2 separate regions of the Homo sapiens genome follow, and region 1 is linked to region 2. A link is a loop called in an ENCODE intact Hi-C map of the cell type or tissue named here. Cell type or tissue: heart right ventricle. All regions are shown on one strand. Each heading gives the region's core, and the rest is flanking DNA. Links, peaks and the distances in the headings are about the cores only. Region 1 overlaps DAAM1 (dishevelled associated activator of morphogenesis 1). Region 2 has its middle 38 kb from the start of GPR135.

Region 1 (15,508 bases), core at 4,832-12,831, 98 kb after region 2:
TTTTGCAAAGTTGTATCTACATTTTACACAAAGATAAAGAATCTTAGCTGAATTATTCATTCAACTTACCTACAGAGTTTCCTCATTTGATGAGGGGGCTGAATTAAAGTAGTACCTCTAAAGTCTGTTTAAGTTCTAAAAATTCTACGTACTTTCCTACTAAGCCTCGTGAATTTATGGAGAACATCTAACATTATCAGTTCTACAAACTACAAAATCTTGGATCAGACTGCTGTTTTTAACATGAGTCTGTACTACTGTTTAAATTTTTGCAGCTTAAAAAGAAAATGAATTTGTAGTGACGTGACTGCAATCTGGCTTGCTCAGACACTAAGCATATCAAGCATCTAAATTCAACTGCAGCCTATGCAATCTATAAAAAGTACTTGATAACTATCAGAAGACAATAGTCCAAGTCTTATATACACCATCAAGCCTTTTTCATATATTTCCCACTCAGGAATTAGGAGGAAAAAAACAATTATATAAATTATTGTACCAATAACGGTAGCATTAAAAAAAAAGTAAAGAAACCAAAGAACTCTAGAACTGTGTAACAGTTTAGAAAACAAAGGCAATATGGAATTTATACTGTGAGGCACTAGGTGATCAAATGTCAACTGTCTCATGCTAAAATTTCAGGCGAACCTCTAGATACTCATTTAAGAGTTGAAATCCAAAGTGGAGTTACCTAGGCATTAGATTACACTATGTAAAAAAACAAAAACAAAAACAAAACCCTGGATAACGAAGAGATTTCAAGCTTACAGTGAGCCAAGGAGTTATATTAAGCAAGCTTTAGGTAGTAGCTCACTTACCTGCTTGGAGTTACTGTTCACAAAGAAATCCTACAGCCATGGCAGAGGCATGGAAAAGGCAAATCAGATATATGCAGTTCAGAAGTCACAGCAACAAATGGGGGAAAGTCAAAGCAGTCAAGGAAACAAGTGATGTAGGGTAAGAGATGATTTATGCCCCTGGGATCATCAATGAGAGTTGATGAAGATGAGAAAATTTGGCTGAATACCATGAAGAGCACAATACTAAGCATTCAGGGTAGAGAAAGACGATGACATTTGCTGTACCCAATTTTCAATGGTGGAAAATCAAATTCAGAAAAGACAGGGCTTAAAACACCTGAGAAAGACCCAAGCTGGGAAAGGAATAAATCCTCTTTGAAATGACCACTGGCTCCATTTATTCAACATGATGATTTTACTTGAAGCAGGAGAAAATCAATCCCATCAACTTGAGGAAACTATTCCTACTGTTAATAGGAAAACCAAAAATACATAAATAAATAAACTTTTTTTGATGAAAATAATCTCCTGTCATCTTGTGTTATAAGGAAGGATTGAGAAAAGACAGGTTGAACAACTCAAGTCAGTAATATTAACCCTCAGCACCCCTATAAAGTGCAAATAATGCCTGTAGGTGCTACAGGTAGGTATGAGGAAAAAGAACATGCAATTAAGAGAAAATCAGTGATACGTGTGTTGTGCAGCCATTCGTGGCCCTGTCCTAACTGCCCCAGGACTGTTCAAGCATACAAGGTCAACAGTCTCTTCTGGAAATAGTTTTTAGAAAAGACTTGGAATGAAAAAGGGAACGAGGAAGAGGTAACTGACATGCTGTGAGAAAGTTACAGCATACGTTGCATATTTTTGCAATGCTGAAATGAATAAGGCTTTGGTGTGCAAAACACGCCCCAGTTTTCGGGCCAACAGCTTGCACAACCAGCATTTGCTCAGCAGATTCCTTAAGGTCTCACTGGTCTCAGCAGCACTGCCAAGGCCAATTTTACACAGATGAGCTGTTTCACACAATTCCTCTAGTGAGAAACAGAATGTGTCCTCCCCTTGCTCTAGCCATACAAGGGGGGACTGCTTTTCTAGAATGGCATTTAAAAAACAATGGATACTCCTCTGATATCCCAGTTTTCTTTTGTCTCTGTTATAACTGCCAAGTTGTCTACTCTGAAGCTCCTTAGGACTCTTCCTGTAAAAGCAGTTTCCTTTCAAGGGCAAAAAAGACTATGGCGAAGTGAACTCCATGAAGTCATCTTAACCTATTTTTTTTCTCTTAAAGAGAGAGTTGCTAGTTGAACTTAGAGATTCTGCTCTTACTGTCTGACCCTCAAAGAAGAAACTTTTTTGAAGTTCACTGGCAACTCATCCTATTTTATGAGTTCCCAGTGGCAGGAAATTAAGACTTCTGACCTCTAGTGTAGAGGCCTGTGGAATCAGGCAACTGTTATTTACCGGGTGTGTGGCTTGGGGCTCAGTCTATCTGTCTGTAAAATGTGGTTAATTAACAACTGATTGGTGTGAAGATTAAACATGACAATCACGTAATGCGTTGTGTATAGTACCTGACACATAGGTATCTGACACATATGTATGAGCTCAGTACTTGGAAGCTACAGTAATACAATTATTTCATCTTTCAACCTGATGATCAAGTCCACTTATTCCCCTTTGGCTCTGCTTTCAGTTGAGCTGAAAAAACAGCTGGTCAAGATCTCCAATTTGTGACCACCATCAGCAATAAGTGTAATAGTTAATAACTATGTAATACATTTTCTTTCTAGAGGTGAGGATGAAGAATGCCAAGCAAGAGTTTCTTCAATTATTACCCTAAAGATTCCACTTCTTTTAAAAGTCCTTTACTTGGCACATTAGAAATAAAATCATAAAGCTTATGAGTTTCATTCAAAGGGGCATGTTAGAAATAATGATGCTTCCAGGCCTATTTCAAGTAGGTTAACATTCTTTTTGAAAGCTTATTCACTGAAAAATCAGAGAGAAGTAACAAAAGATACTTCTAATTGGCTTGGGTCAAATGTGGTAGAATCACTTATATTTGGCTTCACCTAACAGGATGTCTGGTTTTTCCAGGCAATTTCTGGCATAAAGCTTAGGGCTTGGAGTATAAATAGGAAGTTGGGACTTGCATTTTCAGGAAGCAGTGCTGATAGTGCTATAGATTGAATTCCACAATGGGATAATGACTCAACACTTCACAGATAATCATAACTTTTACATGAATGGTTTTTAATCTTTTTGAGACTTTTGTAAATCTGGTAAAAATTATGAATCTCTATCCAGGAAAATTCAAACACTATATTTATATAAAACCCCACATCTGATTAACTCTTATCATGAAGCTCAGTTACAGAACTTACATTTGGTCTTAAGAAAAAAAAAAAACAACACCACTATTTATATTTCTCTCTTCTGTTTTCATGTGCCATGGCTAAGGATCAAGCCTACTGAAATAAATATCTTAAATCATAACATTTTTCAATGTGAAAATTATACCTATAGAATAAAAATTGTAAAGAGAATAAAAAAGGAAAATTCTTTGATAATTTATAAAAAATCAGAAGGTATCATTGAATGCTCTAAATGGAGCCCCCAAAATGTCTTGTGTATTACATATAAGCAGGAGAGGTTGGATTCTGGAGCCTGAGACCACCGTTATTCTTTGTTCCTAACCCAGAGTAGAGGCTTTGAGAAGTTTTACAATGTGATGACAATAGGATCCTTAAGGAAGGGCTGTCCTCAAGCAAAGATCAGGGGGAAGGAAGAGATAGTGAACTGTGAATTTGTTGCTACAGAGATATGACTCCCTTTAGGTAAATGTAGTGCCTTTAGCTCATTTCCCCTCTATTCAATTGTATGGATAGAGAGAAATGAATTTATAGCATCTAGGGATGAAAATTTCCCATAAAACGGAGATGAATATTGTTTAATTGTATCTGAAAAGTACTGCTATGCAATGTGCTACCATTTAAATCAGTCTTTTGTGGCTGACCTGGAAATCATGTATAATGTAGTTTCAATGAGAAAAAGAGGACCTGAGATTCAAGACATTGACTTTCAAATGAACTTTTGGAATGTGAGTGGAGAAATAACTGCCTGCTATTAGATCCCATTTCATGTGGCACATAAGCTTACATAATCAGCTCTGCACACCTTTGATATTTACACTGAAAAAAAATTCTGAATAGGAGTAGTCTTGTTCTTAAAGCTGGAGTGAAAGAAAATCCTATACAAAGTCTGACATTTATAATGAGTAAAAACCATGGGGAAGAGCAAAGTGAAATTGGGAATTATGTCCCTTTGGAGTTACTAAATACACACCAAGCCATGTTTTTATTATCTATAAAATATGAATATCTACTCATAGAGTTGGGGGTGAGCATTAAGGAAGAAAATAAGTATAAGAGCTCCATTGAGAACTAAATCTTAAGGTTGATGAGATTGGGAACTGTGCATATCATACTTGGCATCAGGAATGTAATGGATGCTTAATATTATCATCTTGTAGTCCATATTATAGTTATTTACAGCTTTTTCTCATCTCTGCTTTTATACTGTAAGTTACACTGTGGGCCTGTGCAAAAATTTAACACATTTTCATCCTTTGAAGTACTTTGTATACAAAGCAGACAATATAAGTTCTCATTTTAATGATTCCTCACATCAACTGGATATATTTTATGCAGATATGTGTAAGCATATATGTGTGTGCATATACACTTATGTTTGTATATATCCCCTAAGTGTCATTTCTCAGTATTCATCTAAATTATACTAATCCGACACTACTGAGATTTTTCCAAAATCTTACTCTGTGCAGGGTTCCTGTTGCATGCATACAGGTAATGGTATTCATGCCATTACCTTTGTAATGTTCCTTTGCCTCTCTGAGAATTGTATCTAGCCAAACAACTGGCTGAAGTCCAGAGAGTTTGAACAGGGTGTCATGACTCTGGAGGGAGGAAAAAGGAGACATCATGGAAAAAAATAGATCCCGAGTATTCATTTGCGAGTAGAAAAGAGAGCAGTTCAAGTGAATTATATAATGCACTGCCAAGACTGAAATGAAAATGCATAGGTCTTGAGTATTTCCATTGGTCATGAGATAAGGGGACATTTAATGACAGGCAACCCATTTTCTTTACTGTGTCCTATATATTCCAACTAAAGTGTCCACATCTTTGGATTTTCTATCAGAATTCAGTAATTTCAATAAAATGGCTCAAATTATCCTTATTTAGAAAATATATTTACAGTTAAAAAATTCTCATTTCAAATTCTTGCACCAAAAGAGAAAACCTACTTGAATTACTCAAGCTGATCAGGTATGCTGAAATGTTTCTCCAGGAAGTGCTATTGAAAATATGGTCACAACTGATTCTACTTACTGGTCTACTTAGTGTTAAGTATAACTGAAATGTTCTGGACTCTCCTGACTGGAATGCATACTGATTACTTAAACAGTGTTGGTTGCTAGGAGACAATTACCCAATTGCTAGGCTTTCTGCAATCTTGTCTCCCAGAGCTCTTGAGAACTGTCCACATATTTGTCCCAGAGCATTTTGGCAGTATCCTTCTGCACCTTCTGCTGAAAGCCAGTTAATTATGAGTCTTGTAAACTTAGGTCTTTCAACCACCTGCCTTTATAATAAATGCAACCCACATGCTCAGACTTGAATAGCATCATTTGGAACAACTGCTGCTTTTCCTTCCTTTAATTTACTTCTCTACGTTCTCAAATCTTCATATTAGGCAACCAGCATGGAACAGTATCAGCGATCAAAACTGAAGTGGGAAAGCAATGGGACATGTAGCCAGGTTAGAAGATTATTTGAATTATCAGGAAATTTGCTAAAATGGATCAAGATTCCATGTCAAGGCCAAGGAGACACCTTCTCAGGACAGCAGACAGAGAAAGAGGCAGCATGTTGCAGCCAATCAGGAATGAGTCTGGTCACAGTCCCTGCCACGTGAGGACTCTAAAGACAACTTTTGTCCTTTGAAGGATAAATTGTTTTGCTTTCTATTGGCCAATGCCTTATCTTCATTGTGTTTTTTTCATCTTCCCTTATTTGGTGTGTATAGCATTGCCCAAGTTTGCCTTTCTACTTACAGTAGGGGTGGGCAGCTGAGGGCTCCTGTTTTAAGGGTTCATGTCACTATGGCAGGCAACCGCCTCTATTTTTGTATTTTATTAAAGTAGCATAAAAGGCATTGCAGAAAAGCTTTCCCTTTCTTAAGGAAAAATATTCATTTAAATATTGGCTTTTCCCCCCCATTTCAGATGTATCAAAGGCCATTTTGAAAAACAAAACAAAATGAAACAAGAAACCCTTAGTTTTTGTTTCTCCCCCTAGCCTGAGTCCATCTACTCTTTTGGTGCTCAGTATTTCTTTTCTGATACACTCTTTCTTGGGGACTAAGCCAAGGAAACCAACTAGGAAGTCTGCTGCTTGTTTAAGGATGCTCCACCCATGATTCATCTGGGAGTTAAGGGCCTCTCAGTAAAGCCCAAGGAAAGCCCCGTAAGAGGCCCAGCATTCGTGTGTTCCTGTTTAGGATGAACTCTGCTCTCTCCATCATTCCACCTCTTCAGTCATACTTAAGAATCTTTCTTCTCACACTACTGGACTCAAGTTTTCTCTTCTCAAGGCTTTGATTATTTGGGATCCTACTCCACCTTTTCTTTTTTCTTCTGAAACTCTCCAGACCTGGCCACCTTGCTGTGTTCTCTTCTGGTCTAACTTTAAGAGGCTGTATCACGATGCCCTCTTGAAGAACAAGAGGTACCACACAGATGTGACTGGGGCTCACATAGTGATGCCTTGTCAATGTGGAGTGCCAGCAGGCACCAAATCACATGTTTTTGCTACTATTACAAAAGCTTTGCTCACTTTTCAGTAGCGTCTCTGGTCCTATTTGCACCATTACCATCTCCCCACTTGCTCGGTCTTTACAACCCCACTTCTGTTCATGACATATAGTAAAAACTCCTAAGTTCCATCTACTGGCCAAATTATAGTCATTTAAAAACCTCCATACTTCTAAAAATTCCATCCATTTCACAAAGAATTCTGCTTCAAATGGTAACCATTTGATATGTATTTTTAAAAAATTCAGATGAACCAAAATAGCTTTAGATACAAACATTGTGGGGTGACAATTTAAGTTACTTAACTCTTCTACTTTCTCCTGGTGAACCATTTTGACTAAATACAAGTGACAGCATACAAAACTCTTTACACCAATAGAGACAAGGTCTTAGACATATACCAGATATGAAACTCCCTAACAAGGAGCTTATATATCTTCGACTGTTCACATACAACTAACAGGCACTTGGACGGAGACACGGACATGCACAGGGTAGATCCAACAGCCTAGAATTCATATGCCGGTCACATCACGGCCATGGCTGATGGGCCAGAGATCATGCATAAGACATGATTTTTCTACCTTTTTGGTGTCTGGAGGGCATATGCTGTTACCTGCTGTCTTTGATAGGCAGAGAAGGTTCTTTCCAGGTCTTCAAGATCTAGAATTTTGAAGACTTTTGTATCATCAATTTCGGTCCATACTGTTCCTTCCAGTTTGTTCTAGAAACATCAATGTAATAAGTGCTATAGTTTACAGTTATACATAAAAAGAACAGGGATGGTTATTTAAAAAGTGCTTCTATCCCAAATTTTTCAGTCTACCAGACACTCAAAGTGACGGGTTTCAAACAATGTGTCATTTATTTCAGAAGCTTTATCACTTAAATATCTGAGCTAGTGAGAACTCTTGGTCCACATTAGAAAATGAAATCATTTAACAGCCAGGGCTGTTTTCCCTTTCAGTGATAACACAATGAGCTGCTAATGCTATCCATTAAAGGGAAAACTGGAACAAATGGCTCACCTCGGGCAGTTTAGACCAGTTGAAGGATTTCAGGGCATTTGTGGGCTGAGGAATGCTTTTCTTCTTCAGTGCTAGGCCCATTGGAGCACCAGGAGGTGGCATGATTGCCCCTAAGGGAGGAGGCCCTGGGGGAGGAGGAGGGCCACCTGGAGGGAGGGGAGGCGGTGGAGGGGGAAGCATCCCACCTGGTAGAGGTGGGGGTGGTGGGGGAGGAAGGAGAGATCCAGGCACAGAGGAAGGAAAGGGCCCTCCTGGTGCTCCAGGCGAGGGTCCACCTGGGATTGAAGCACAGACGGCCCTCTGAAAAGATAAAAATAGGAAAAGAAAGATCAATGGAAGAAGTAAATTCATTGAATGATTTAAGAGTCTGTAACTTGGCCTAAAATGTTTATTATAGAGAAATTCACCCTTCTGAGAATGTTTAAAGGATCGGTAAAGTCGAATGGACTCTTTTGGGCCTTTATGGACTCCAGTGCATCAACCTTTTGTACCTGACACTCAAGTACTTGTCTGGGATGCATTCATATCTCTCTCACTTCTTGCACCATCACAGACAGTCTGGTTTTCATGAAGTCAGTTTTCACTTTAAGAAGCTAATGCAATTTCCTTTGCTCTTAGATTTGTACAGTATTTAAAAATGCACCCCCAAACAGCCTCTGCTGCCTACATGATAGCAGAGGGAGTGAGTCTCCTAATTGTGATGAATCATGAGCCATTTCAGATTTTATTCCCCCAGTATGAAGTTCTCTACTTAAGGGTGAGGGGCTCTAGGGTCAGTGAGGCCTTGGCAGCTGCCCGTGAGCTGAGCGGAAGACCTCACCCTGCTGAGCTCATGGAGCTGTGCTGTGAGGTCCGCCACCTGCTGCTTGACTTGCTTATGCTCAGTAGTCTCCTTTTCAAGTTTCTCTTTCATTTTATTTAAGGTCTGCATCATCTCTTCCTTCTCTTGAGTCTTAGCATCACATTCTCGTTCTTTCTTTTCCAGTTTCTGTTGTAGCTCATTGTGCTCTACACGAGAAAACAATTGGACATGAAAACAGGAGAGTCTTCAAAGCTGAAGCATTTTCTCTAAAAGAAAATTGACTGAGGATGATGGCAGAGATTATGAGGATCTTTATTAGGTAAATATTATTCCTCTTCTCCATCAAAGGGAGCAACTCAAAGGCTAAATGATGTTTGTGCTTGGAGTGGGCTTCGGATGAACAATGTTATTATTAACTACGTAAGAGACTGAAGAAGAGAGCCTACACTCACAGTTCTAAACACAGAACAAAAGTTTGAGTGACTTCTTGTGGAGGAGAATGGTAACTGTTTGGTAGTTGATTCAGAATCTTGTCATTAAAATGGTCCTTTAGCAATACAAGGAAAAAAATAAATATTCAAATGGCCTCTTTTCACAAATTAGAAGTGAGACAAAGAGTAGTTCAGCTTTTATGAATTAGGTTTGCCAGCTCACATCCAACCAGCCGAAGGGCTGGAAGGGAGGGTCTCACCTGTGAGGAAGAGCTGCTGTCAGACCCAGGGTTTGTCCCCAGATGGAATCACTTCTCCCATCTCCCCTCAGAAGGCTACTTGAAGTATTTTATGCTTTCAGTAAACAATTATTAAGGCATATGAAAGCAAATGTTATCATCTCAGTATTAAATATCTTAAGGGGAGTGGGGTCAGTAGAACGCGAAAATCATGGTAACACAGGGGAGAAAAATATTGACTCTTAGCTGTAGTTTTACTGACTTCCTCAATCCTGCTATAATAAAACAGGGCATCCAATTCAGCATAATGCATATTCACATTGCCAATGAATACAAGCTTGCTGAAAGGAGTGATGAGTTTTGGAAAAGAGAACTAACAAAGTTTAGGCTGCGGATTTTTATTTCAAATACATGTCCCCAATTCCTATTCTTTTTATATCAATAAATCCACTAGAGGTATAACCCACTGGGGCCGAGCTATACTAATAGAGCTGGTCTCTATTTCTGAATTTGCTAACACATTTAAATTCTTGTTTTCTCTGTCTCTGACCTTCTCTCTCCTGAGTTCCCCCAAATTAGAGTTTACAGAGAGGAGTTCAAGCCACTAAAATCCCTGGATTTTGTCAGCAATCCACTTCTACCACTCTGTTGTTGCCTCCCTAACTTCTCCAGAAATACATCCAAAAATGACCTCTCTATATCCCATTTTCCTTCTTTTATCTCCATTTCATTCTTCTTTCACAATTTCAGGACTAGAAACTTGCCTTCCTCTCACTGGTCATTAGCTTTTGATGAAGCTGGCTGTGTCTCAGAATTACCTGAGAACTTTCAGCATTTCAAGACTCCCCAGACACTATTCCAAGAAGTCTATTTTGTAGGTCGACTACAGGGCTTAGATGATCCTGATGTATGCCAGGTTTGGGAAGCTCCAGCCTAAATGACTCTCTCCACAAATGGTATCTATTTACCATTCAGTCACTAAGCTTTTATTGAGCACTTCCTGGGTGTGCTGCCCTAAAGAGAATTCTCCCCAAATATTCTCTACATTTTAGGTCCACAGAACTTCTGTCTCCTTATCACTTCTACCCTTGGACTATTTTAACAAAATATGCCCTCTTGAATACAATTTTGCCACCTGAAGCTTCTAGAAAAAAACTAACATTTAACTATAATCTTTCCTCTTTTAGACTCTACCCATCATTTCACTTTAAAACACTAAAACAACCTGTTCCTCCCACTGACATTGGTGATTTTCTTTTGTACCATCTCAGCCACCTAAATCCTGCAACAGTGGCTATCATTTATTGTGCAACTAGTATGTGCCAGACACTATGCTAATGATCTTATATTTGTTTTGTCATTTAATCTTCACAACCACGCTGTGAGTCAGGATTAATCCTCAGGTTGCAAAGGTCGAGACTGGGGGAGAAGAGAGGAAATCACTTAGCCCATCCACACAGTGAGAAAGGGGGAGAGCTGAGACTCAGACCCAGAGCTCAGCACAGTGCCTGACACATACAGGCATTCAACAGGTATTCACTGAATGAACGAATGAATGAATGACTCGAAAGCTTACATCCTAAGTGCTCTCCTCAACCTGCACACTTGAGTCTCCATGCTCTAGAGTGTATTCCTAAAATATCCACTCATTGACTATTTTCTCTTTGGTTTAATCTCTTTACCCTGATTTTTAGTCAATGTTTCTATCATTTTTGTAGCAGTTTCTGAAATTTATTTTTTAAAATGCATGTGCAATGTCACTTATTTGGGAGCAATCTGAATACATATGAGGAACTCGTAACATAACAGTAGTTAGTTCACAATTGGTATTTTCTGATATCAGTTATGGCCCTGCTTTTCTGCTCAGTGGAAATGTGATGAGAGAAAAGGAAATGCTTAGGCATCTCTGGGACCTGCTTTTCAGCACATTAAATATTGGGGTGAATGCTATTGTATTTCATTGGCTGTGAGTGAATAACTTGGACAAGGAAAAGGAAGTCAGTTAACCAGTATGGTGAGAGCATGGTAGCTGGCAGTATGATTATTTCCACAAAGAGGCCAACTTCAATTTGTTAATATTTTAAAACAGGAAGGAAAATTACATACATTTCTCTGTATGGCTGGTACACTGATGGACATAAATGTCTCTCCTATCATTTGATACTAAGAGATAATATCAAAGACATATTCAAATACACACTAATAGCTGGCCAGCTAATGTTTCGTAACACATATCTCAGCAATGGTCACTGATTTTCTGAATGACTTCTCTTTTTATAACTGGTACCAAATCAAGGTCATGGACAGAATTGGGTTATTGAAACCAAGTAGGCCGGGCGCGGTGGCTCACGCCTGCAATCCCAGCACTTTGGGCAGCCAAGGCGGGTGGATCACGAGGTCAGGAGATTGAGACCATCCTGACTAACATAGTGAAACCCCATCTCTAATAAAAATACAAAAAATTAGCCGGATGTGATGGCGGGCGCCGGTAGTCCCAGCTACTCGGGAGGCTGAGGCAGGAGAATGACGTGAACTTAGGAGGTGGAACTTGCAGTGAGCCGAGATGGCGCCACTGATTCCAGCCTGGGTGACAGAGCAAGACTCCATCTCAAAAAAAAAAAAAAAAAAAAAAAAGAAACCAAGTGACCTGTTCTTCTCTTTTAAAATTTTGGATAATTCCTCAAGTCCCTTATTACATTTCTTAAAACCCAGTATGATTTAAAGAGCCATGACGGAGTAGGGGAAGGGTTTGAATTATTAGTAGTTAAGAAAATTTGATTTAAGGAATACTGAACAGCAAATGCTATAAGCTTTTCAAAACATTTACATGATTATAATAAAAGGATAAAATATTTGAGAATCAGTATGACAACTAAAATAGCTCAATTTAAGAAACTCAGTGCAAAATGCCCTTAAAAGATGGAAAAAGAAAGGCTGCCTGCACCAAGCTAACAAGAAACATCAATGTAAATTTCCAAAATATATGGAAATCAAGGTCACCCAATAACCAATAACACAGCCTCTTATCAGGGCCTCATTATTTACCTTTTCTCATTTTTTCCGCTTGTTCTTTCCACTGCTTAACTTCATTTTCATTAACCAACCTGTGTAAGAGTTCAAGGAGCATTTATTACAAAAAATATAAAAGGTCCACTGCTAACTGCATTCTCCCCAGGTACAAAAATAGTCTACTGCAGAGAAAATCCTCAGTGCATGCTTGAAACCCATTTAAGACCAGATGTTACTTAGCTATAGTGCATGTGTACAGTAACTCATATTTGACCCCTAGAACATTTCAGCTCTCCCAGCTGTTACTCTGAAGTAGGATAAAATAAATATCTTACATTGTCACCATTATCTCACAGCAGCAGAATAAGAAGAGACTTACATTCGTACGACATTCTTAATATTAAAGTTTTCCAAAGGTGTGGAGTCAGGGTCCTGTCCTTTGTCATTCTGGATAACTATCTGCTGTATAATTCTATCTAGTAGTAGCCAGTACTGAACAGTGTTGCCACTCCTCTTGTCTAAAAAAGAAAAGAATAGTGAAAAAAAATCTTCAAGTTGTTTCTAAGCTAGGATGAATATTTGTCAATGGTGGTCACCCTTTAAAGCCACCAAACCAGAGATGTTTATAACATCTGCACCAATGCTTCCCAAAGTTATGGAATTTTGACATGCAATGATCATTTATTTGATTGAGAGGTACCCTCTACCCCTTTCTGAACAGGTTGTAAGGCATATTTTTTATTTTTAAAATCAAAATTTTAATTTGTTTCATTTAAAAAATTTTGTAACACCCTTTAAGCCATGTAGACACACATACTTGGCTGTCATAAAACCAAGGCTTGGAATCCCTGGTGTGCACCCAATGTAATCAGCACTGTGCAGGAGCCAGAACCCATTAGGACAATGTCCAAACATTCAGAAGCACACATGTGAGTCACGAACACACTTACAAGGCATTTGGAGGCAGTGGTGCAGGATGGACATGAAATGCGGGTAAGCTTCACTATGTGTCAGCCTCTTCCTGGTCAGCTCAAACATCTGAGTTGCACTTTTTGTGTCTATGTGAACCTATTTCACAGGAAAAAGAAATCAAATCAAACATCTAAGTTCCTCAGTTTCCCCAGTGTAAAGTAAACTCAAAGCAAACAGAAGCTAATCCTGCCACTTAGGAAACAAAATAGAGCTTTGAGTTTGCTTTTAGGTTGCCCTAAAGTCCATGTGGACTCTACAACACACATTACAGACAGAAATAATGTGAACTGATGAATCAAACCAGAATAATTGTAAGCATACGTACCAGTTCAAATCTTTTGGCAAATTCTAGTTCATCTTCATTTCGGAGCATTTCAAAAAAGTCTAAATGCCTGAAAAATAATGAAAGAAAAGTTATTAAGTAGAACATCCTATAAACACAGGTGCATAAGACTGAGGACATTAATATCATGGTTTTTCCTGACTTTTCAGAGATATCTCAAAAAGGAACAATGTAACAAAATTTGAAAGCTTCAACTTTGTTCTTTCTAAGAAAAAAAGACATCACCTGAGCGAAACAGATCACAATATGAGAAAAATTTAAAAGTCTACGATGCCTAGCATACAGTAGGCAATTATTAAATTAAAACTAAATCTAAAAACAATCAAGTTCAGATTCCACTATGGATTCCCTTTATGGAAAAACATGCCCATATACCTACACTTAACTTCCAGCTGAATTAAAGATCACAAAAGAAATGATCATGCCATTCATTTATTCAGTCACATATGTATTGAGCTCCTACTATGTATTCTACACACCCAGGATACATTTTATGAAGACAAACACATCAGGGTAAAGGAAATAGAAAATGATGGCAGATGAGGTGAATAATGTACACACAGTGGTTAGAACAGGTCTCTCTCCAGGGAACTAGGGAACCAACAATTTGGACATCTGTGAAAGATCTTTTGAAGCTGAGGAAACAGCAAGCGCAAAGGCACTGATGCAAGAGTGTTCACAGAATATCAAGAAGAAGAGCATGTTGGAGTATATGAATATACAGGAGAGGAGAGCCGTGGTAGAGAAAAGCTCTGAAAGCAAGTTGGGATAGCTTAGACTCAGTGAAATGATAGCAAACGATGAAATGAACAGGTAGTGGAAATTAACATTCACAGAATGCCTATCAAAGGGGCTAAGTAATTCCATAGGTTTTATAGTCAATTTTTACATCATTCCTGGAAAATCACTGTCATTATCATCATCACCACCAGCACTATCTTTTGCAGTTATAAAAACAGCAAAATTCAGAAAAATTGAGTAACTTCACCAGGATACACAGGAATAAGAGGCAGGACTAGGATAGGATATGAATTCAGGTCTAATGCTAAAACCCACATTAAGTTCTCTACATAATGTGCTGCTTCCCTCATCAACAAAGTCTTACTATGAAAACATCATTAGCTGAACTAACATTCTGATACAAGCTCTTTATGTTACAGACAGGGCACAAGTAACCACAGGCCAGCACTTGATGAGGTATTGCATTACACAGATGGGAAACACAGAAACTTTCTCACATCATAATAGTCTGACTTACCTATCTAATGTTGAATTTTCGTGTTCCCTTAATTTATCTATTACAGGTTGAATTCCTAACATCAGAAATTCATAGCGAAGATGAAGTCTAAAGTCCAAACTCTCCTGAAAGTAAAATGGCAATAAAATACATATTTGTGGTTTTTAGACTACATAATAATCACTTTTTATAAATTATTATTTACTAATATATTTTTAATTTGTAGAAGGTTCTTACCACTCCTGCACCTTGGCTGAGCACTGCATTAATGAAGGACATGATGGCAGTCTTGAGACTCACTTCATCTCGATACCGCCCAGTGCTTTTATCCAAGTCGTTAATTAATGTCTATCAAAAATAGAAAAACAAAGGACTGAAACGTTACTAACCTTATGCTCATTTTATGAATTTTTTTATACTCAAAAGTTAACTTTTTTTTTTTTTCAGACGGAGTCTTGCTCTGTTGCCCAGGCTGGAGTGCGGTGGCATGATCTCAGCTCACGGCAACCTCCACCTCCCGGGTTCACGCCATTCTCTTGCCTCAGCCTCCCGAGTAGCTGGGACTACAGGCGCCCACCATCACACCCAGCTAATTTTTTGTATTTTTAGTAGAGACGGGGTTTCACTGTGTTAGCCAGGACAGTCTCGATCTCCTGACCTTGCGATCCGCCTGCCTCAGCCTCCCAAAGTGCTGGGATTAGAGGTGTGAGCCACCAAAAAGTTAACTTTTAAAATCTTACGTTTAGACAGG
Region 2 (15,508 bases), core at 2,429-10,428:
TTTCAATGAAGCTAATGAGATTTCCTGCCACACAGATGAATACAGAGCATTACCTTCATAACTGTTATAACCTGTTGTGGCAGATGACATCTGGAGTATTTGTCCTGGTCTGAGCAATACATTATAAAATTGGTTTAGAAAAATTTGCAGCAGAGATTAGTATGGCTAGATCTGCCTGGAAAATGACCTGTGAAGGAAAGTTAAGAAAAAAATGTATGTTTAACTTGGGAAAAAAAAAATTTTGGAAGCAGGGCCTGTGATACAGTTTGGATATTTGTCCCTGCCCAAATCTCATGTTGAATTGTAATCCCCAATGCTGGAAGCGGGCCTGGTGGGAGATGTTTGGATCATGGGGGCAGATTCCTTATGGTTTGGTGCTGTCTTCACCATCGTGAGTGAGATCTGATGATTTAAAAGTGTGTGGCACCTCCCCCGGCCCTTGCTCCTATTCTTGCCATGTGATGTGACTGCTCCCCCTTTGCCTTTCATCATGATTGGAAACTTCCTGAGGTTTCCCCAGAAGCAGATGCCACTATGCTTCCAGTTGACAGCTTGCAAAGCCGTGAGCCAATAAATCTCATTTCTTATAAATTACCCAGTCTCGGGTATTTCTTTACAGCAATGCAAGAACGGTCTGACATAGCCTTATACTATCTTCACGTGTTAAAAGAGGACGGGATTGGGCCGGGCGTGGTGGCTCACACTCTTAATCCCAACAGTTTGGGAGGCCAAGGTGGGCAGATCACCTGAGGTTGGGAGTTCACAACCAGCCTGACCAACATGGTGAAACCCCGTCTCTACTAAAAAATACAAAATTAGCCGGACATGGTGGTGCATGCCTGTAATCCCAGCTACTCGGATGGCTGAGGCAGAAGAATCGCTTGAACCTGGGAGGCAGAGGTTGCAGTGAGCCAAGATGGCACCATTGCACTCACTCCAGGCTGGGGCAACAAGAGCGAAACTCCATCTTAAAAAAAAAAAAAAAAAAAACCCAGGATTTTTTTTTTTTTTTAATTTACAGATGAACGATGAGTTGATGTCAGATTAAGGTCAGAGTTTTATTCTATATAAATTAACTGTCTAATGAATAGGTTGAACAGGGAGGGTATAGATTCCCATTCTCTAGGGATATTCAAGTAGATGCTGTAGAAGGATTCTGTAGGGCTGAGTTAGATGACCTCAGAGAGATACTCTGATGTGCTGTGGTTTGTAAACATGTGTGGCATATTTTAAAAGCATATTGTAATTATATTTTAAGCCATACGTATGTAATCTTGGCAAGAACATTGTTTCTTCTCGAGTCATTCACATGCTAATAGGCACTCTCTGAAACACAGTCCTATGCCAGTTGGAGCCTGTGGGATGTGGCATATACTGGGACAAGAGAAGGTTCCAAAGCTCTTATATTAGGTGAATACCAACTCTATCTGGATTTGTCATTCTAAAAGCCATCAGGAAACCATGTTGCTGACTCCTAAGGATTATACGTCTTTTCTTTTCTTTTCTTTTTTTGAGACGGAGTCTTGCTCTTTCGCCCAGGCTGGAGTGCAGTGGCGCGATCTCGGCTCACTGCAAGCTCCGCCTCCCGGGTTCACGCCATTCTCCTGCCTCAGCCTTCCGAGTAGCTGGGACTATAGGCGCCCGCCACCACGCCCGGCTAATTTTTTGTATTTTTAGAAGAGACAGGTTTCACTGTGTTAGCCGGGATGGTCTCGATCTCCTGACCTCGTGATCCGCCCGCCTCGGCCTCCCAAACTGCTGGGATTATAGGCGTGAGCCACTCCACTCCGGGCCATACGTCTTTTCTAAATGCTCCCAAACCACTGTTTAACAACATCCTAAAGACTTTCTAGGCCATGAGAGGTATCATGTTCTGGAATTCGCCTTTTTGAAAATCAGTGTCTTCACTGTTCTCACACGTCTACTATAAATAAGGGGAGTAATTTAATTCCTATTATATGTATGTGTATGTATATGTACATATATGTGTATTTTTATATGTGTGTATATGTATCTATAGGTATATATATTTATGTATAGCAGTAATTACCTGTTTAATGAATGAATGGTGATGATTTAAATGTAAAGGGAATGATGCCAGAGGTTATGAAAAAAAGCTGCCTTCAAAATATGAAATAGAGAAAGAATAGAGAAATGCATGCCAAGCTCTAAATAATTTATTGTAATTTACTTGGTTCTTGGTTTTCTAAAATGGAAATAAAGAGATAATATTGAGCTTAACTCTTACTGAGACTATGACAAACGATAGACGTGCTTAATACATTTTCTTTTTTTGGGGGGCGGGGGGGGACAGAGTCAAGACTGTCACCTAGCCTGGAGTGCAGTAGCGTGATCTCAGCTCACTGCAGCCTCTGCCTCCCATGTTGAAAGGATCCTCCTGCCTCAGCCTCTTGAGTAGCTACAGGCCACCGTGCCTGGCTAATTTTCATATTTTTATTAGTGATGGGGTTTCACCATGTTGGCCAGGCTGGTCTTGAACTCCTGGCTTCAAGTGATCTGCCCATCTTGGCCTCCCAAAGTGCTGGGATTGCAGATGTGAGTCACTGCACCTGACCTAAAAATAATTTCTAATATGAGCTTTTTTACTGGCAGAGTACAAAAAAGTTAATTATTAGAGATTATACAATGTCTCGCTACGCGAGTTGACTGATTTTTTTGTTTTTGTTTTGTTTGGTAAGCTTTCAAGTGCACAGTCTACATAGAGTTTATAAGAAGTAAATCTTGCTTTCAAATTAGTATTTCAATAAAATTAGACACAAGAAAGAGTAAGCTATTGCTTCATCATATTTTCCCCTCTTTATTTTCTTCTCCTTCAATTAATTTCTTGTTGCTATTGTAACAAATTACCACAAATGCAGTGATTTAAGACAACACATATTTATTCTTCTCTTAAACTTTGGAAGTCAGAAATCAGAAATGAATCTTATAGGGCTAAAATCAAGGTGTCAGCAGGGCTGATTCCTTCTGATGGCTTCAGAGGGAATATTCCTTGCCTCACCCAGCTTCCAGTGGCTGCCAGTTTCCTTGGCTATGGCCATATCATTCCAATATCTGCTTTCCTTAACAAATTCTCTTCTCCTCTCTCTGAACTCCTCCCTCCTTTTTGTAAGGAACCTTACAATTACATCAGGCCCACCTGCATAATACAGGCTAATCTCTCATCTCAAGATCCTTAACTTAGTCACATCTGCAAAGTTCCTTTTACCATGCAAGGTGACATATTCACATGTTCTGAGGATTAAGACATGGACCTCTTTGGAGGACTACCACTCGGCCTACCACAATATAGAACACGTATTTTTAAAATAACATATCCTAAATCACTTTTTGAAGTGAGGTAGGTACATGCCATGATCCAACCAACCAATCATTTCTCATTGATATCTCCTTCTTGCTTCCTCTGCTTTATCACTTAAATGCCTATCTAGTTCAGAGGAGGTATGAACTTAAAAAAAAACAAAACAAAACAGTAGGTTCATTTCCAGCACTGAATACTTCATTGATTCATGATATTAACTCAAGTAAGTGCTTTTTACTGGATTAGAAGGAGGGAAGTTGAACTTCACCTGTAACCTGACATTTGTCTGAAGGGCACACTGCCATCACTAGAGTGATGCATGAATCAGTCTGAACAGGGTGAAACAAGTGACATCCAAGTTACAGTTGAACACAGGATTTCGAGAGATCATCTTTTTAGGATTAAAATATTATTATAGATTTTTTATTCTGAAAAAGTTTTTGATTCCCATGCAGTTGTAAGAAATAATACAGAGACGCCATGTACTTTTATTTTATTTTATTTATTTATTTTTTTTGAGATGGAGTCTCACTCTGCCGCCCAGGCTGGAGTGCAGTGGCACAATCTTGGCTCACTGCAAGCCCGCCTCCTGGGTTCAGGCCATTCTCCTGCCTCAGCCCCCTGAGTAGCTGGGACTACAGGCGCCCACCACCATGCCCGGCTAATTTTTTGTATTTTTAGTAGAGATGGGGTTTCACCATGTTAGCCAGGATGGTCTCGATCTCCTGACCTCGTAATCTGCCCGCCTCGGCCTCCCAAAGTGCTGGGATTACAGGCGTGAGCCACCGCGCCCGGCCAATCTCATGTACTTTTAACCCAGTTTTACCAATAGCAACGTCTTGCAAAACTATGGTACACTATTACATCCAGAATATTGATGTAGATACAGACAAAATACAGGTCGTTTCATCACCAACACAATCCTTCATGCCCTTTAAAGCCATTTCCACTTCCCTCCCACATTCTTAACCCTTAGAAAACATGAATCTTTTGTCCATTTCTATAATTTTGACATTTTAAGAATGTTATATAAATGGAATCATACAGTATGCAACATTTTGGTATCAGCTTTATTCACATGGTATAATCCTCTGGAGATTCACCCAGGTTTGATGTGTTAATAATTGGCTTCTTTGTATAGCTGAGTGGTATTCTATCATATAGATGTATTGCAGTTTAACCTATTCATCTGTTGAAAGACATCTAGGTTATTTCCATTTGGGGGTTATTACAAATAGAGCTCATATGAACTCTAGCGTACAGGTTTTTGTGTGAACATAAGTTGTCACTTCTCTGGGATTAATGCCCAGGAGTGCAATTGTTTGGTTGCATAGTTACGTGTTTAGCTTTTTAAGCAACTGCCAAACTGCTTTCCAGAGTGGCTATACCATTTTACATTCCCACCAGTAGTGCACGAGTGACATAGTTTCTCCCTATCTTTGCCAGTATTTGTATCATCACCCTTTTTTATTTTAGCTATTCTGATAGGTGTGCAGTGATATCTCATTGCGGTTTTCATCTGAATTTCCCTAGTGGCTAATGATGGTGAACATCTTTGTGTGTGTTCATTTTCTTATGTAAACTGCTGTCTCCAGAGCACCTTTTGTGTTGCTATGAGGTGCACATGACAGCCAAGAGGGCTCGGCTTAAGGCCTGTAATTTCTGCTTCAACCAAAGCTGCTCCATTTATACCTATTTTACATATAGGGCTTCTGAGCAATTTCGTTTAAACAGAGTGTTCTTTGTTTTGTTTTTGGGTTTTTTTTTTTTTTTTTTTTTTGAGACGGAGTCTCGCTCTGTCGCCCAGGCTGGAGTGCAGTGGCACGATCTCGGCTCACTGCAAGCTCCGCCTCCCAGGTTCACGCCATTCTCCTGCCTCAGCCTCCCGAGTAGCTGGGACTACAGGCGCCTGCCACCATGCCCGGCTAATTTTTTTGTATTTTTAGTAGAGACGGGGTTTCACCATGTTAGCCAGGATGGTCTCGATTTCCTGACCTCGTGATTCGCCCGCCTCGGCCTCCCAAAGTGCTGGGATTACAGGTGTGAGCCACTGCGCTCGGCCCTTTTTTGGGTTTTTTTTAAAGGTATGAAGTCAATGTACTTCATTTAGTTTGTAGGAAATTACTTGGCTTCCCAAAATCCTAGATGAAAACTATATTCAGAAGTAGAAATAAATACACTCAAATATATTTATATAAAATATATTCGAAAGCCAACTATTTAAGCTTATATGTTTTTCTTTATTTCTTTACAGTGAATAACTACAAGCTGACTCTAATTTTAAAAAATAAAAATTTTATCTCTCACCAATTTTAAAATGGCTCAAACATCTCTCATTAATAGTTTGTGATAGCTTCCTTTCATGCAGGACCAGCACTCTGATTATCCTTCTACATGCCAGGCAGGGGGAGCTGCAGTGTGGAAGAATAAAAAGTAAAGACACAACTTGGTTATAAGACTTTTGTTATAAAAGTAATATACTTGTGACATGTAACAATGATGATGAACATGTGCAAAATGCTTGCATACAATCTGGTTTTGTGATTCTACAGATTCAGTATTAGAACATAAACCATTTCCAGGGAACATGAGTCACCCTGCAGTCCTATATTCCTTTGAAGGCAACTTCCCCTAGAGACATTAGTATTTTAGCTCCCTCCCACCCCCACGCCTATGCTCAGGTCCTCTTGCTTTTTTTCCTTAAGGAGAGGTATTTTTTGAGCAAGGCTAAAAAACTTGTCATGCTTTTTAAAAAGCCATCCCTACTACATTTTTCTTAGTCATTTTCACAGCCTAGCAGTAGGAGTGTCAGACTCTCAGTGTTCTCAGAGGGGGACACAGGAGGACATCATATAGCTTGACTGTTGCTAACTTGCCAGTAACTCATTCTGACTCAGTGAGGCCATCTGAGGTGACAGTCTGCTGTGGGACCAAAGCCAGAGAACCAAAAGACAGAGGTCACTCCATCCCAGCTCCCAGGGAGCAGCCTGACCTCCCCAGCTGCTTCATGGTCCAACCAGGGCTCCCGGCTGCCCATCCACGTGCATATAAGTGACTCTCCGGAGGAACACAGATTGGCCACAGTGGAACATTTTTCTCCCATGTTATCATCCATCCTGATTCTTCGGCTGGGGAAATCTGTGAAAAGTCAAGGATAGGTCTGGTGAAAAGAAAATTAAAACAAAATACACGCCTGCGCCTTCATTCTGTCCACGTGCCTTCCCTGGGCATTGCTCTCCCCACAGCTATATTTAAGGGCTTCATACATGGCGGTCAGAAGCTCTCTGGAGAAGTTCCCAACTATTGGCTTATACATGGTTTTCCTTTTCTCTGTGTGTGGTAGAAGAAATCCGTGGGGGGTAATCTCTTTTGGAATCATATGTTTCATGTTCCCATTGGACCTTGGGTTCAAAAGCATAAATAAACATTTAGAAGGAGTGTTTGCCTCAAGGTAGGACCGAGGCCTGCTGGCTGAGTGCACCCTGGGGAAGAGCTTGGGCTGCCTGACCTCACGCTTCATTGGATTTCCCTCTCTAGGCACAGCCAGGAGCACAGCAAAACTGGAAGGGAGAAACAGGGTGCTGGCCAATTTCATCTTTCCCATGAAAAAGTTAATGACATTCCCACTAAATGCGCTTTAACACCAGTCAGAGGATAATAGGGCTGGCAAAGCATTCGCTCTTTTTCCTAAAGAGAGTGGAAGACCCTAGTATCTTAAAAAACAAAAATGCAAGACTTGAGCCCATCCCCAAATAATTATAGACTCAAGTCAATGATAGTGTCCATCTGGTCCTGGCCCTTCTGAGATAAATGTGGCTGAGGGTTTTAGCAGAACAGCAGTGTTGTGATAAAGCAGTGCACTATCAATTTGTGCCCTGGTTTTAATAATCTACATGTACCAGTAGCCAGAGAATTATGTGAGACACTTTGAAAAGAATGATCAAAAACTGGAATTGGGCTTTTGCATATCTCTCATTTAATCTTCATAACCACCTATCAGAAGGTATTATTATAAGCCCTGGTTTACATATGCAGGGATTGAGGGTGGCATGGCTAAATAACTTTCCCGAGGTCACACGTACAGCAATATGAAGTGCTGGAAATTGAACACAGTGTCTGGCTTCAGAACTCTCACTCCTAACCACTCAGGAATAGCCCCAAGAAGCCCAACATGAAGGGGTGTGGGGGCTCAAGGGAGAGACCCTGACAGACCAGGGGCGGGCATGAGGGCTGAGACAGAGAAAATACCCCTAGGAGTTAAAACTTGTGTTCAATCTTGAAGGGTGGAAAAAAGTTAGAAAGGGGAAGAAGGGTCAGAAGTGAGAAATAGGAAGATCAACCCAGAAAAGGCAAGGGGATGTACAAACATGCAGAGGCCATGAAGAACATGGCAAGGCTGAAGAAAGCTAGGTAGTGCGGTATGCTCAGATGATTGAATTTGGATTGAAATGAGGAAAGAGGGTGGGGACAGAAGTAGAGGCTAGAATTAAAGCTGGACAACTTTCTAAGTCATACCAAAGAGAAAGGAATTTTGAAGATTGGGAGAAGCCCGTAAAGGATTTTAGGCAGGGAGCAGGGTGACAAGATTTGCATTTAAGGAAGATCATTCTGCTTGTATAGGGGATCACTGTCAGGAAATTAGAGCCCAGAGTATGGCAGCAGAGTAAAATGTGAGACAGCAAGACCAGTTAGTAGACGATGTTTTAATCTGGTAGGAAATGACAGGGGGTAGAGACTAAGAGAGTAGAAATGGGACTGAAGAGGAGGGAACTGATTTGAGAGATATTAAGGGAAGTGAAAGGGCTCTAATGATTGATTCAATTTGAGCGCAAAAGGCCAGAGGTGTACTGATGAAATAACATTTATGCATTTCATAAAGACATAACGGTGGTACTCATTCACATGGAGAGAGCAGGGTGGAAGAAGAGGACAGGCTGGGAAAGAGAAAGGTAATGAGAGCAATTTAGAACATAATGAGTCTGAAGTAACCATAGGGCATGCAAAGAAATATTCCAACAGGAGGCTGGTTAAAAAAGCCTGGAGTTCAAGAGAGAAACTTGGGCTAGGGAAACAGATTGTTGAATCCTCCAGTGGTTTTATTTATTTATTTATTTATTTATTTATTTTTATTTATCTTTGAGACGGAGTCTCGCTCTGTTGCCCAGGCTGGAGTGAAATGGCACAATCTCGGCTCACTGCAACATCCACCTCCCAGGTTCAAGTGATTCTCCTGCCTTAGCCTCTTGAGTAGCTGGGATTACACACCCGGCTAATATTTGTATTTTTAGTAGAGACAGGGTTTCACCATGTTGGCCAGGCTAGTCTCGAACTCCTGACATCAAATGATCCACCCGCCTCGGCCTCCCAAAGTGCTGGGATTACAGGCATGAGCCACCGTGCCCGGCCCCTTCCAGTGATATTTGAGGCTGTGGAGTTGTGCCCATTTTTATATTTTCTTCCAAATGTGCTCTCCATACATGCTTTCTGATGCTGGAGCTAGGACTCTGCAAACCTCATTTCTGCTTGACCGTTTGGCTTTTTCTTAGGCTCTGCTAATAGAGGGAAGCTGCAGGGCTGGAGGGAGGACAGGATGTGAGTCTCCCTGCAACCTCACTGCTTCCCTCCAGCAGTTGCAGATCATTCCAGTAACAGCTGTTGGGGCCAGTGTGTAGTTTTTTTTTTAACACTTGCAAAACCGGCTTCCTCTTACCCCCGCTTAGAGACACTAGCAGTGACCAACTATGTCCCCTCTTCCAAGGTCTGGGTCCCTCACTAGGCAGTCTCTTTTCTACATTCTGGTTTTAGTAATTCCAGCTTCTTCCTTTGTCCTTTCAGCCCTAGAGGTGGAGTTGCTTCCTGCAGGTGCTACTTTTGCCATGTCTTAGAGTTTTCTTTTCACTCTTTGGGTTACTTAGTTAACAACTTTATACATAGTTAACAATTCTTCATGTTAATTTATCTCAGTTAACATAACTGGTGTGGTTCCATCTCCTGACTGAATCCTGACTGTTACAGGGTAAATATGGGGATATCAAAGAAAAGTATAGAGAGTAATAAAAGAAGAGAGCTTCAAAAACAGCCTGGGACCACCTACATTTAAGGACCGTCAGCCCAAGATGTGGACCAGGGAGGTGGCAGGAAATCCAAGAGGGTCTGTGTCTGCTAAGGGAAAGAATCAATCAAGGAGAGATAGAACATTAATACCAGAGAGATAATAGTTAATGGAACAAGATTCCTGAGGGAAGTGGTAGGAGTAGCCTTGTCCCCTGGAATGAAAGGAAAGGAAAAAAAGGAATGAAGGTGGGTGAGGAGTAGATTAGCTTGTGAGCGGGGAAGTTGTCAGTTGAGAATAGGGATGAAGGGAGGTGGTTGGGTCTGAGGGAGGTGGAGCCTTTGAAGAGGATGGAAGAGAAGGCTGCCAAGGGCATCCCATGGGACAGCTCTAGGGCAAGGGGAGGGGAGAAGTCCGAGAACGTGAACTTTAAGTGGCTCCAATCCATGTAACCATGTGTGTTTTTTCTTTGTTTGTTTGTTTGTTTGATTAGGACATAGCAGCCCTTTGTGGGATGTTGAAAAGTCAGACAATGGGATTAATCTAGGGAAGGAGTCTGCTCCAAAGAGACCTAGGTCTCAGCAGGAAAGGGATGAACATGGGGGACCCTCGGCCTAGGTTGTCTAAAATATGAAGTGATGGGGGGTGACAGAAAAGAAAAACCCCACACAACTCTATGTGTGCTCATGAGAGTTTGTGTAGAGGTCAACTCTCTTCTTTAACTAAAGCCATAAAAGGAAAAGTTTTCAAATGTGCTCTGGCTAGAGGGAAGAAAATTCCCTACAGAGACTGGACACTAGTTGTAATCTTCTCAATAAAACCATCATAGTTCATCCTTAGGTCCAACCTAATTTACAAATTACTCTTGTCAAATGGCTTATAAATCAGTATATTTTAATTTCTTATTTATTCTAGGTAAGGAACCTCATTGGAGAGGCAGTATGATAAAAGAGCTCAGAAAACTTTAGCGCTCCTCAAATCTGAAGAATCAGGGATATTGCTGTAATGATGTAGGTCTTACTTGAATGCTATTTTACTACTTCAAATTTTGTTAGGGCTGAGATCAAGTCTGATAAGCACCTTAACTTAGGCAAATAATTATGGTAATAAAAGATTATGCCACAGTGCGCAGGCTTCCAAACTTTTCCAACTATTTTCTTGTAAATACATTTGTACAGGGGTAGTTTTCCCCTAGGACAGACCATAATTTAAAAAACTTGTATTCACTGCAGTCCTATAAATTACTGTTTCCCCTTAATGTTGGAAAGTAGTGATTTATTTTAGCAAAACTGCAGACCTCACTAAGGCATGCTTTATGTGTATGTACTTCCCTAGGGCAAGTGAGACCTTTTCAGCATATTTGGGGAAAGCATGAAAACTATTAAATTAATTTACATGGACATTCTTAAGTTTACTCTGATTTATCATATATTTTGCACAAAATGGCTGTTATATTTGCATTATCCATGAATAACTAAAATATACAATTTTTAATAATTTCTACATTTCTAGAATGGAGCTTTATTATTGCTAAGCACTTTCAATTTTTTATGTTTGCAATTTTGCTTATGAAATAATATTCTGTAATAATATATAGAGAGCTGGGCACAGTGCCTGGTGACTGTAATTCTAACAACTCAGGAGGCTGAGGCAGGAGGATCTCTTGAGTCCAGGAGTTCGAGGATGCAGTGAGTCATGATCATGACACTGCATTCCAGTCTGGGAAACACAGCAAGACCCCACTTCCAAAAAAACAAAGTTATATCAAAGTACTTAAAAAGTACTAATAACAATGACCCGCTCACTGACATGAAATTGATTTTTAACCCTTCTCTTGTCACAGATTCATCTAAGAAGAGTATAGGAAAAATAGTCACACTGAAATAGGAATTGATTTCTTTAATTCAATCATAGAAGCATTTGAAAATAAAATGTATCCAGAAAAACACATGGCATGATGAATTTAGCATAAATGCTGAAGTGCTAAATGGTTTAAGAAAAAAATAAAAGATCCAATGCCATGAAGTGCAGCTTCCCCACTAGCTGTAGTCTGAGGATTGATGCTCGCGAACTACGGGGTAAATGTCTGCAAGAATTGTCACAAATCCGGCAGAAGTTACTTAGTAGAAAAAACACAGGAGTCAGGCAAATCAAGATTCAGCTTCTAGCTCAGCCACTTGCTCGCATTTGACCTTAGTTAACTTTTCTTAGTCCTTGTCTGAAAATTGGAGATAAAGTAACAAAGTCTTACAGCCCTTGTGGGAAATCGCTGGGATTACAAGTGTCAGGTACTGGCACCTGGAAAGCCTGGTGCCAGCGCCTGACACTTGTAACCTCCTTCCCTTATGGTGACCTCCTTCCCTTATGGTCCCTGACTTCTGGGCCTCAGGTTCTGACCTCCCAAATAACCATCTGGGGAGATATCAGAAAAATCTTGCTAGCACTTAGGGGCCAGTGCTACTAACCATCCTTTGACTGGTTAAAAACTTTAAAATGTGGAACTATTTATACTTTAAAAGACCAGATGCTAAATGTGTGATGGGAGAAAAGGAGTTTATTCCCGAAGTTGTTTCTATCAAAGAAAAGGACAGTAGATGGCACCATTGATTCCCATGCCAATGCCTTGCCATCGAAGCCCCCAGGGATCATTACTTAATTTGGATAAATGGCTGAACGTACAGACTCAAAAAGCAGTTGACATAATCAAGAACATTGGAATGACCAGCAAGTTACTTGAAGCATTCAAGAGCAAATGTTCTTGTCAAAAAAGCTTGGCTTCATGACTCCTTTGCCATCACATCCTACCCAAGGGACTAGCAGTGTGATTAATCCATTTGACTGGTTATGAGAACCATCCAAAAATCACAGTGGTACTGTTGGTTCAGGAAAGGGCTCCCTGTGGCCTTCTCCAAAGCAGCTGTTCATTCCTCTGCTTCTCATCAGCTTGAATCTCTGCAGTACTTGACAGTTTATGAAGGGCTTTCCTCTTGGTAACCTCTTCAGACACGCAGGACTGGTCTCATGCACATCTCAGTTCCTGGTTCTCTTCCTCTTTACAGCAGTCTCAATGCTCCTGTAAGGATCTGTGTCACCCACCCCTCGCTTCCACCAATAGTTCTTGGCGGGTGACTCCAGAGTTTCTAGCCAGGACCCTTCTTCCGTGCTCTATTGTCCTTTCTGTCCACCAGACATCTTCACACACATGCCTCACAGGTACCCCAAATTCTTCAGAGCCAAAGTATTATCTCATTATCTTTCCTCTTAGCTCATTCTTCCTGGCTAATGACATTATTACTCTCCCAGCTATGCAGGCTCAAAAGTTTGCCTTCTCTTTTGCCTCCAAAATGTAAGCAGTCACTATATCCGCATCACCCACCTTTATAAAGCCTTTTGAAGTGACTCCTCATTTTAATTTCTATACTTCCTGTCTTATCTCAGGTCCTCATTACCTTTCCCTAGGACTAATTACATGGCCTTCTGAAGACTCATCCAATTTTATCCCATTCTATATGCTCCTGTCCAGCGGAACTCTAATGAGGTCGCTTTCTTACTCTAAAATCTCTGTAATTCCTTACTGCTTACGGTGGAATTTCCAACTTCTCATCCCACACAAGGTTCTCTGCAATATGGGTCCAACCTACTTTCTACTCTCTTACATCTACCTAGAATTCCAACCAATTATCTTGAAACTAACTTTTATTGAGCATTTACTATGTCTTAAACACTGTAATGAACATTTAAAATATATTATTGTTTAATCCTCACAGCATATGATGGCATTATTTTACCCATTTAAAAATGAGGAAACAGCTACTTGGTGAATTCAGGTAAATTACAGGTAAGAATTCAGATAAGTATTATGGCTAGTAAGCAGTATTGAGGGAAGTGAAATCTGAACTACCCATATAGACACTTTGCTTTGCTTATCTGCCTTTATTCATGTTATTTTCTTTCAGTTTCCAGTGTTCTCTCCACATACATTTATATATCAAAATCTTACTTATCTGCCAACACTCATGTCAAATGCCACTTTTTCCTTGAGGTCTCTCTTCATGTCTCCAACTGATGGTGCTTTGTCCTTCATCTGAGTAGCCACGCGCTAATGCGTGCCTGGCATTAGTGATTGGTGAGTTAGTCTAGTCTCATCCTCATCACTGGATCGTGGTCTTTGTAAGGAAAGTAACCATGTTTGCGTGATATTTTTACCCCCTGCACTAATCAAATAATAGATGCTCAGAGTTGAAATAAATTGTCTCTTAAACAGATGAGGTGCAGCATTAATGTCAAAATAATGGCAAACACTCTCTGTATTGCAGTCTGTGTATTCCCTGAAAACCATGGCATTCTATCTAGCAATTAAACAATTAATATAACACAAAAGAGGTGAGAGTGTCTTGCTAAAGATTGACTTTTGACATTAAATACTTCGTTTTTGTGGTTTGTACATCTGAATAACATAGAGACTTCCTTAGATAATCAATGGACACAATTGCTGACTGATTGATTTTTCTTCTATAAGTGATAGGTTGTTACCCAGTTTTTGTTTTGAGCAAAAGAATTAGGTAGTAATGTTGTCCACAAAATGGACTCTTCTCTAAGTCCACACATTTTCCTGTGTTCGTCAGTTGTAAAATCTGGGGGTATCCTTGTTCAACATTGAAAAACAGTCGAAATGATATGACCCAGCAAGTCTACCCCATATGAAACATATGAGAACACGTGTCCACACAAAAATTTGTGCAGCATTACTCATAACAGTCAAAAAGTGGAAACAACCTAAATGTCAACTAACTGACAATGGATAAACAAAAGTGGGGTATTATTCAGCAATAAAAAGGAATGAAATGTTAATACATACTGCAACGTCGGTACACTGTGAAAACATGCTAAGGGAAAGAAGCTAGTCACAAAAAAATGACATATTATTTCATTTACATGAAGTGTCCAGAATAGACAAATCCATAGACACAGAAGTAGATTGGTGGTTGTCTAGGGCTGGAGGGAAGGGGAATGGGGAAATTGAGGAGTGACTGCTAATGGGTATTCTTTTTGGAGTTGATGCAAATGCTCTAAAATTGATTGTGGTGATGGTGGCACAGTTTTGTGAATGTACTAAAAGCCATCGAATTGTACATTTTAAATGAGTAAATTAGATGGGATGGGAACTATATCTTAATAAAGTTGCTATTTTTCAAAAGCAATTCAAAATGATATCCAGGATTACCATGAGATGAGGAGCTATGCTAGTTAGCAGTGACCTAAGATGCTAACAATTTTGCTTGAAAGAGGAAAGTCAGCATTTGAGCAGGCACCCATCAAACTGTCTCCTCAAAACAGATGCTAAGGAAGCAGAAGAAGTGGGAAGAAAAAGGTATTTTGTTTTTTGCTCAGTTCCCTGGGACATTTTACTTTTACCAAAGATTATACTTTGGTTTAGATCAGTCAGGAAATACTTTTTCCAACATCTTTTTTACTCTCCTGTATCTTAAAAAGGCAAAAATGACTATGTTATTGTTTGGACAAAGGGGAACTTTTATTTTTAGCTTTGGTGTTAAATTGGAAAGGCGCTTAGCCCAAATGAGCACTTTTTTCAGCTAGAGACTTTTTTTTTTTTTTTTTTTTTAAACACAAACAGTTTAAAACTTATCTAAGAGCACTTAACAACTGGGCTGTACAGGGAGACTATAAAACAAGCAGCTGTGGTGTTAATGACTATTACACACCCTGGCCAGCTGGGACTTGACAGAACATTGGAGCACAGAAACCCTATAAGTGAATAATATAGGAAACAGTCTATAAATAGGAAGACTATCAGTTATTCGCCAAAACACACAGATTCTGGTGTGACCACACAGGAGTAGGAACACTATCAAGATTTCTGACAAGCTGAATGAAACTTGGGCACAAAGACAGCAGTCGAGATATTATGTTCTCCTGAGTAGATGTTAGGGACTAGCTTAAACCTCATCCCTTCATTTGATTACTTTCCAGCTCTCGAGAGGGGAAAGCAGGGCCTGGAAATCCTGGCTGCTCATGAGTGGGTGAGGGGGACTTTGACTCTTGAGCTGGGCTTCCTGGGTTCTCTTAAAACCCAACACTTTGGGAGGCTGAGGCGGGTGGATCACCTGAGGTCGGGA

What was found. Peaks named below come from ENCODE experiments on the same cell type or tissue, not always from the same donor. Only the 100,000 strongest peaks of a DNase experiment are listed, where the experiment ranks them.
Region 1: it touches region 2 in a loop (2.7-fold over the local background); 29 of 110 quality-filtered maps call a loop at or near these places.

What each region holds. Positions count from the first base shown.
Region 1 is chr14:59,323,725-59,339,232 of GRCh38, reverse strand. DAAM1 (dishevelled associated activator of morphogenesis 1) reads right to left here. Exons shown (of 25, transcript NM_001270520.2): 7 at 14,995-15,105; 8 at 14,779-14,882; 9 at 13,503-13,569; 10 at 13,156-13,273; 11 at 12,585-12,723; 12 at 12,242-12,300; 13 at 8,545-8,732; 14 at 7,725-8,024; 15 at 7,313-7,420. Among named protein-coding and RNA genes, the nearest start is that of GPR135, 130 kb to the left of the region's middle. RefSeq lists enhancers at 7,407-8,215, 8,618-8,667. In heart right ventricle, for the core only: a CTCF peak has its summit at 9,040; a DNase peak (open chromatin) is centred at 5,784; H3K27ac peaks cover 4,463 bases.
Region 2 is chr14:59,419,153-59,434,660 of GRCh38, reverse strand. No RefSeq gene overlaps it. Among named protein-coding and RNA genes, the nearest start is that of GPR135, 38 kb to the left of the region's middle. In heart right ventricle, for the core only: a CTCF peak has its summit at 5,721; DNase peaks (open chromatin) are centred at 6,310, 6,821, 8,872 and 9,751; H3K27ac peaks cover 5,994 bases.